Linked DNA regions of Homo sapiens: region 2 is linked to region 1. A link is a contact called in ENCODE Hi-C data. All regions are on one chromosome and are shown on one strand. The core of a region is the stretch at or near the end of the contact, and the rest is flanking DNA. Distances in the headings are between cores, read along the strand shown. Region 1 holds the start of LIN7C (lin-7 cell polarity scaffold C). Region 2 has its middle 19 kb from the start of ARL14EP.

Region 1 (4,449 bases), core at 1,143-3,642:
TTAGTAGTGGGATACAATTAACCCTACATAAATGACTGAATTGGTTCCACCTAAAAAAAATCAAAACCCAAAAGAACAAAATTGTTTTTCAAGTAAGTAAATTTTACAAAGTCTAGCATCTTGTTAAAAAAAAAAAAATTTCCAGGCATGCAAGAAGCAGGAAATTATGAACTGTAATGAAGAGAAAAATCAATCAATAGAAACTATGCCAGAAATAGCATAGATCATAGAATTAGTAGACAAGGATATTAAAACTGTCATTATAATTGTAGTCTATGTGTTTAAGAAGCTGCAGAAAAGTTGAGCATGTTAAGACATAAAAGATGTAAGACACACACCCACACCCAAATCAAACTGGTAGAGGCAACAACTACAATGTTTTATATGAAGAATGAACTGGACAGGATTTCAATATTAGATATTGAAAAAAGATTAATGAATATGAAAACATAGCAATTATCCAAAAGGAAACATAAAGAAAATCTTGAAAAAAAAATGAACAGAGCGTCACTGAGCTGTGAGACAATGCCAGTTAGTTCAATATACATGTATATTATGTACATGCACATGACTCCAATAGTCACACCAAAGGAGAGGAGCAAGAGAATGGAAAGAAAAAATATTTGAAGAAATAAGGGCAATGTTTGCATTTGTCTTGCTCTACCTGGTATTCCTATCAAGGCACCTGGTATATATTAGGTGTTTAATAAACATTTCTTGAACACATTTGCAGCAAAAAAAAATGACAACGAGTAAGAGATAAGCACCTGAGTGTTACTGCAACGTATTTAGGCCATCAGAGGACAAAAAAGGGGAATAATATGGAGAAAAGGCTTGGTAGAAGTGGCATGCCTTCAGCAGGGACCCACGAAATGGGTTCAACTGAGTGTGTACAAAGTTTGGAGACTAGGAAGGGATGAAGAAGGGCATTCCACACAAGAACAACACAAATGAAGATTTGGAGCCTGGCACAGTGGCCCACGCCTGTAATCCCAGCACTTCGGGAGGCCAAAGCAGGAGGACTGCTTGAGCTCAGGAGTTTGAGACCAGCCTGGGCAACATAGCAAGACCCCCATCTCTACTAAAAATTTAAAAATTTGCCAGGCATGGTGGTGCTTGCCTGTAGTCCTCGCTACTGGCAAGACTGAGACAGGAGGCTCTCTTGAGCTGTGATTGCACCACTGCACTCCAGTCTGGACAACAGAGAGAAACTCTGTCTCTAAAACAAACAAAAAGACTTGGAATCAGGAATAAATATGGTTGAAACTATACTATCTGGACTGAAGTGGTGGTTGCACTTAGTGGTAATGAGAAATGAAGTTAGTTGGATGAGTTAGGGTCAGAGTATGCAAGGCTTTAGAAATAGGAAACAGGAGAGAAACCATTGAAAGTTTCTGAACAGAACTTGTGATGATGAAATCAGAATTCAAGGGGAGAAAAAGGAGCATAGTGGTGGCATCCATGATGGATTTGGAGAAGAAAATACTAAAGGTGAATGGAAAGGGTGGACCAGGGGCAAACAGGTTATTAAAACAGTCCCATCATGAAGTGTTGAAATGCTGGATGTAAACACACCTACCACAGTATCAGTACAGACTAAGGGCTTGGATAAATGTTAGTCAAATCCAAGTACTAAAATTCTTCTTGGTTCGCGAAAATTTCAGAAGTGGCTCAAAAATCTGTAATGCATTAAGAATATTATTTGCTTCACAATATTTCATTTACTTAAGATTTTATAAGAATCAGCTGCTTATAAAATTGTTACTTTGTGGTGCACCAAAGCACCTTGTTCTCTCCCTCACCCAGATATGTTTCATGCTCTTTGTACTTTCCACCCCTTAACAGATTTGGAGGGAAGATTCAAGCCGTGGATTTTTAAATTTAAAGCAATGCTGTCACAAATTGAGAACTGACAACATGTCATTACACATTTAATTGCCACCGAATCCCAGAGTTTAAAAATTGTAAGGACCTAAGAGATAGGACCTCTCGTTGTACAGATGCGGAAACTGAGGCTGAGAGAGGGTAAGTGAACAGTCCCAGGTCACAGAGCTGCTAATGGGCAAGGTGGGACTAGAATCCAGGCTTGACTCCTCTACGCTGAGCCAAGGGTTCGAAGCGATTGGGATAAGGGAAGCCTGAGGCAGGGAACGAGAGTCAGGAAAGCAGCTCTTCCCAACCCTAGGAGGCCGGGGGACCTCGTCACCGCGGAAGGAGCGGAGCCAGGCCGACCTAAAAAGCCGCAAGTCCAGGTACCCTTACCCTGATGGCCGCGGCGACACACTCGGCCACCTTCCTGATCTCGCGATACTAGCCGGTACTCACTTTTCCGGCTTCCCCTAGGCCCCGCCCCCCCACCTCAGCCCTTCTGTCGTCATTTCCTGTGGGTCTGTAGGTTAAGGGAGAAGATGGCGGCGCTAGGGGAACCCGTGCGGCTGGAGAGAGGTGAGTGCAGCCGAGGCTCGGCGGAGGTGGGCGGAAGGGTTGGGGGAGTGCTGTGTCGCTGGAGGGGAGGAGGAGTGACCCAGGCTCTGAGATCCGGGCCACGCTGTCCCTTGTGCCGGCGCCAGAGGCCGCCGTTGTCTCTGTGCCTGGCTCTAGGAAGGGCGCTTACGGTATTTTGTCTGTTAACCGTAAGCCCTCCTCTGTTCACACGGACTGTTCCAAGGCACAGCACAACTAAACACAACCTGCCCGCTTCGCAGACACACGCCGCACACGCGCTCCCTTGGTGAGCACAGCAGAAGCAGCATTCGGAGACCCGTACACCCGAAAAGCAAACGTCACACACCCGGTTCGCACAGACTACACTCATTGCCTGTACAGCACGAGAACGGACACACGGTACAATTCAACAGAACCTCCTTTCCCCGCTGTTTGCACACAAACTCCTTCATTACTTTCTCCACAACCTCGCTTGTATTCGGGTTGGGGTATTTGCTAGCTTTTGTGCCCCTCCTAGAAATGGAGAGGTTGCTTTAAAAACAATCCTACTGACTTGGTCTTGGGAAGGAGGTTACGTAAGTAAGCCGAATAGTGGTAGATGCTAAAACACTTGCAGGTGCAGTGTTTTTCATTTCTTACAAACCCTACAATTGCAAACTGGTTGGCTGATTGCTTCCTAGAGCAGACTGTCAAGGAAAATAAAACCACCTCTGCTGAGTAATTAGAGATAGAGAAGCCTACGAAAATAACTGGCTATGCGCCTACCATGATTTCCAGCATTCCAGCGTTTCCAGTCCTTTTACAGATTTCCAGCATTCCACTCTGTCCCTAAGTCCTTTATTTCAAACAATTTCAAGCATGCTTTTCATACACCAGCATTAGAAATCATTGATAGGAATTGAGAAGTACAAATAAACATTTTGAGTACTGGTGGTAAAAAAAAATGTATATGTAGGATGGAGACTGAAATTATATTGCACATATTAACATTTGCAATTAGTCTAAATATTACTATTGTTCCCTAAGAAAACACATTTTTAGAATTACTGTACTTAGAAAAACCTCTTTCCTAATGCCTTCCCACAAACAAATGTGCACTTAATGTTGCTGATTTGCTCTTTACCGTGTTCACCATTTGGAAGCCTCACTGTAAATGAGATTGTTTCCGTTAAGCCTATTAAAGCATCATTTTAGAGGACTAGCTACTCTGGGAAGACTTGCCGAGTTAGGCCTAAGTCTCTGACATCTTCCTCTTGAGCACAGTGGCACTGTGTTTTATAGATGGGAGCAAATCTGTTTGGTGTTAACAGGAGTAAGTTTTTTCTTTGAAAGCTAGTTAAGATTCTAACGTATTGGTCTTTTGTGTTTTTGTTGTTGCTGTTTGGAGACGTAGTCTTGCTCTGTCGCCCAGGCTGGAGTGCAGTGGCGCGATCTCGGCTCACTGCAACCTCTGCCTCCCGGGTTCAAGCAATTCTCCTGCCTCAGCCTCCCGAGTAGCTGGGACTGCAGGCGAACGCCGCCAAACCCGGCTGTTTTTTGTATTTTAGTAGAGACGGGGTTTCACCGTGTTGCCCAGGCTGGTCTCGAACTCTTGAGCTTAGGAAGTCCGCCCGCCTCGGCTTCCCAAAGTGCTAGGATTACAGGCGTGAGCCACTGCACCCGGCCGGTCTTTGTATTTTTAAATGCAACACAAAATGTGGAACTTCTGTGGCATTTAGTTTTGATAGTCTTGGCTTTGTTTTTTGCTGTTACAGATTTCTTTTCTGTTCTTCAGTAGAAGACTCCACCTCTTAGTAGGATGAATTACAGTCAGCCCTCCATATCCATGGGTTCCATATTTCAACCAACTGCAGATTGAAAATACTCAGAAAAAAATCGTGTCTGTATAGAACATGTACAGACATTTTTTTCTTGTCCTTATTCCCTAAACAATGTGATATAACAACTGTTTACGTAGCGTCAGATATTGTAAGTAATCTAGAGATTATTTAAAGTATAGAGGGG
Region 2 (4,449 bases), core at 528-3,027, 2.8 Mb before region 1:
CACCATAAAGATGTTTTGAAGCAGGAACCTCAGAAATAGGTGAACCTATGAACGTCTAACCAAATATACTCTATATTTTTATGTAATTTCAACTGAAAAAAAGTTAAAAAATGTCAATACACTAAAATATCAAAAAAGATGAAAGCATTTAAATATCCCTGTATCACAAATGATTAAGAATATCCAGCTTTATAAAATACACTGTCAAGTATCAGAAAGTCATTATGCATTTGATTTTTTTTTTGGCATCATTATTTCTGGAAATGACATATAGAAAATGTTGAGGTGTGTGCTGAGTTCCCTTTTGTTTGGCAGGAACCAGTTTCACCTTCCCCTCTTTCACACCACAGAACTGAGAGTCCTGTAAGGGTAAAAGGGAAGAAGAACAGGAGCTGTTGATGCTTTAACTTCATTTTGCTAGCAGTGTTATAAACCACAAATTTAAGTCAATGATATGCCTTTAACTGCCTGACAAGTTATTTAATTCAGATACAGCTATTAAAAATTTATATTCATTTGACCTAGGATTGAGTTCTAGCTATGAAACATAGGATGACAGAGAAAATTATCCAAGTATTCTCTGTTTAGCTTATGAACAACAGAAATTTAATTCTTACAGTTCTGGAGGGTGAGAAGTCCAAGTTCCAATTTTCAAACATGCTAAGCACTTTAAAAGCAAGTAACACCAATACAAATACCCTAAATTGGTAACTTAATTACAAGTGCCTTATTGTTATTACAGAATGTCAGACCCTCATGGTAAATTACCATAGGCCATGCTACATTTGTCTAAAGGAGGTTAAGGTCCATGAGAATGGTATGAGAAGATTTTGCAGGGCAGGATTGAAGATGTGGGGGTAAGTCACAGCTGTTTGCTCTCCTTAAAAGATATAAAAGTTCCTGGCCGGGTGCAGTGGCTCACGCCTATAATCCCAGCACTATGGGAGGCTGAGGTGGGCAGATCACAAGGTCAGGAGATCGAGATCATCCTGGTTAACACGGTGAAACCCTGTCTCTACTAAAAATACAAAAATTAGCCGGGCGTGGTGCTGGGCGCCTGTAGTCCCAGCTACTTGGGAGGCTGAGGCAGGAGAATGGTGTGAACCCGGGAGGCGGAGCTTGCAGTGAGCCGAGATCGCACCACTGCACTCCAGCCTGGGCGACAGAGCGAGACTGTCTCAAAAAAAAAAAAAAAAAAAAAAAAAGAAGATAAAAGTTCCCAAGGGCATGAGTTTCAAACAGGCCATTCTACCCTTGATCTTTTATCCTCAAATGAGTAGAGCTAACTTTCCATCTAGTCATTACCTTGTATTCACTTAATGGTCAATCGTGCAAAAAGACAAAATTATTGACTCACATAACTGAAAATTCCAGGTTTGACTTCAGACATAACTGGATCGAGATACCCAAATTCTATCTATCTTGGTCTCTGGCTTCCACTTTCACGTATGTTGTTTACATTCTAAGGCAGATTCTCACTTAGTGCCAAGATTAGCCACCAGTAGGCCTGGTCTTAAACCTGTAAACTTAGCAACCCTCATTGAAAAAAAGCATCACTTCTTCTCTAGTCTCAGTAAGCCTGAAGTTGATTGGCTTTGATTGACCTGGCTAGTCATACATCCACCCTTCTAACATTCATTAAGGCTAGTGAGATGCTACATTCTCAAAGGCCAGGACTTGTGATAAACCCACCCTACAACCACAAAGTAAGGCCAACTGTATCTGAACCACATGGGCTGACTACAAGGGTGGTTTCTCAAAGGCCAACTGCAGAGTGCTAATTCCAGAAGGGGAAGTGATACTGGGCATGCAAAACACTACCAGACTTTAACTGACGTGGAAACAAAAATAAAAACAAAAACCCAAAGCAGATTCAAGAATTTTCCAAGCAGTGACCAAATGGACTTGATAATATGAACAAGAGAAAGGAGTAAAAAATGACTGACTATATATTTTATTGACTCATCTAAGGCCAGATACAGCAAACAATCTAATAGTTTATAATTTATTTGATTTTTAGAGCCAGGACCTGAGAACCAAGTTGAAATAGAAACAAATTAGGTTACTGTATTAGTCAGGGTTTTCCAGAGAAAGGGAACCAACTGGATGTGTCTGCCTGCCTGCCTGTCAATTGATATATTGATCTATCCATCCATCCACCCATACACCCATCCACCCATCCACCCATCCATCCATCCATCCATCCATCCATCCACCCACCCATCAAGAGGTGTAAGGAGCCTCTCAACATGGGTTGTCGGTATGTCACACAGTGTGAGGCTTTGTTTGCCAAGAATTTGTAGTTGAGCACTGACCCTAAAATCTATGTGTAGTTCTTTAAAAGACACAAGGAAAAAAATAAGCATGTTTTTTCAATTACAGCTTTTGGGGATGAGATGGAAACTTTTACTGAAAAAATTAGAAAATGTTTCTTTTTCAACATTTTCTATAGGAAAGTCTATCATCCAATTTAGAGAGGTCAGGAGCTATTTTGGAATAATAAATTTATTTTCATACACCAAACTGTAGGGCCTGTATTTTATGCAGAAATTTTCATTGCATAGTCTCATTCACTAAGTCATAAATGGCTAGATGCTTGCTAGCATTTTTAAAAAACCTCAATATACCACAATTCACTAAGCAATCCTGAATACCTCTCTTAATGCCAAAATTCAATTTGTATTTTATCCAGAATCTTGTAGTCTCCATTTACATGGTACCAGTACTGCTACTATTGGTTACTTTATCTTATGTGACAAAATAACCAATTTAATTTTCAATTACCTTCAAGACCAAATAATAAATTTGGGGTGTCAGAATATAACAAAAAACAATTTAATTTGCATTTTTCAAATTCTTCAGCGTAACTGATTGCTTGTTAACAAAGGGAAACTTAGCCAATTTGTTAAGTTTAGCAATGTTTGCAAACATTAGTTTTAATAAGTCTATTTATTATAAAACGTATCTTAGGCTTCAAAACCTAAGATAGGATAGGTAGATTATGGTAACATTTTTTTTTTTTTTTTTTTTTTTTAAGGTAAGAGTCTTGCTCTGCGTCCAGGATGGAGTGTGGTGGTGCGATCTCGGCTCACCACAACATCCGCCCCTCGGGTTCAAGCTATTCTCATGCCTCAGCCTCCCGAGTAGCTGGGACTACAGGTGTGCCCCACCATGCCCAGCTAATTTTTGCATTTTTAGTAGAGACGGGGGTTTCACTATGTTGGCCAGGCTGGTCTCGAACTCCTGACCTCATGATCTGCCCGCCTCAGCCTCCCAAAGTGCTGGGATTACAGGTGTGGGCCACAATGCCTGGCCAGCAACTCTTTAAAAAATAAAACGTTTGTTTGCTTGTAATGACATGAAATGCAGTTTCTAATCACTGGATGTTTAACCAAGAAATCACTCCCTTGTAGTTTCGAGGAGGAAAAAACACATTTTAGTTGTGGCATTTCACAGAACTGTAATACTTCCAAATTTAAATACCTTTTGTATTTGAAGGTGTTTTATTGCTATCCCAATAATCTGCTTTATCTAGTAAATTTCCTGTATTTTTCTAAAAGTTAAATTATCTTAATAAGATTAGTAAATCCTCACAACTATACCATTAAAAATACACATTGGGACATATACTTTGCAGAGGTCTATTACCTTTCGAACTAAGTATTCAGTTGTGTTTCATGATTTAAAAAAAATAGATAAGAGCATTACTTCCCAAGTACCTCCACTTTATAAAAATAAGTGAAAAGAGACTCAGAATTGCCTGTGTGTATTTCTGTATCCTCACTCACATTCTTGAAAATTAACACCCAATATGGTTGACTGCTGCTGGGCAAGACCTAAGAATGATAGAGAAACCATTTGATTTTGAAAAACATCCACTTCAGCAGGTTATTATATAATTACATGTTCACAGTTAAATTTATAAGTTAAGAGATTAAAGGAAAGTAGTAATAGCTGAGAGCAGTTTTTTTCATGAAGATACCAGATGTCAGCAAAACTAAGGCAGTGTCCTGAATTTTGCACAAGAATGTTAAGCTATAAGCAGGGCAAACATCATGGAGGTAGAAAACCTCTACCAAAATCCAGTCCAGATAAGACATCAGTTTTCTACATTGTGACTCAATGTGTAATCACCTTTTGGAGGTGGAAGGGGTATATGAGGCCAGTGGGATCTGATTTTTCAGGGCAGTCATAGCTCAAGGACTGAGCTGTTCTGGTTTTGTTTTTCTTGAAAACAGCCACCCACAACACTATTTAACAAACCAACCGACACTTTAGCCATACTCAACTGAAAAAGTAAAATGGTTTACAGAATATTTCATACTACCCAGGTACTGCAATACATGTTCAGGAATTCTGAACATCGATATTTGTGAGTACATGAATGCAGATATTTTTCTGGGAAGTTAGTTCATAGCTTTCATCACCTTCTCACAGGGGTCTTTTACT

What was found. Hi-C counts contacts between places; a loop is a spot of excess contacts on that map. Pooled maps may share reads with other maps.
Region 2: a pooled map shows a loop between it and region 1 (11-fold over the local background). The contact joins the enhancer-like site here to the promoter of LIN7C in region 1. A Hi-C loop is called at or near these places in 1 of 168 maps with a recorded cell type or tissue (GM12878), 1 of 37 single-sample maps with no recorded cell type and 3 of 50 pooled maps.

What each region holds. Positions count from the first base shown.
Region 1 is chr11:27,504,712-27,509,160 of GRCh38, reverse strand. LIN7C (lin-7 cell polarity scaffold C) reads left to right here and starts at 2,392. Exons shown (of 5, transcript NM_018362.4): 1 at 2,392-2,445. The coding sequence starts at 2,409. BDNF-AS (BDNF antisense RNA) reads right to left here and starts at 2,309. Exons shown (of 7, transcript NR_033315.1): 1 at 2,263-2,309. RefSeq lists enhancers at 1,986-2,275, 2,346-2,475, 1,632-2,831.
Region 2 is chr11:30,340,164-30,344,612 of GRCh38, reverse strand. No RefSeq gene overlaps it. Among named protein-coding and RNA genes, the nearest start is that of ARL14EP, 19 kb to the right of the region's middle. RefSeq lists a silencer at 1,596-1,645. Within about 2 kb of position 1,777, at least 4 of the 41 ENCODE cell types and tissues checked have a DNase peak (open chromatin) inside an H3K27ac peak, as active enhancers do; they include GM12878, where a contact is called at or near this core.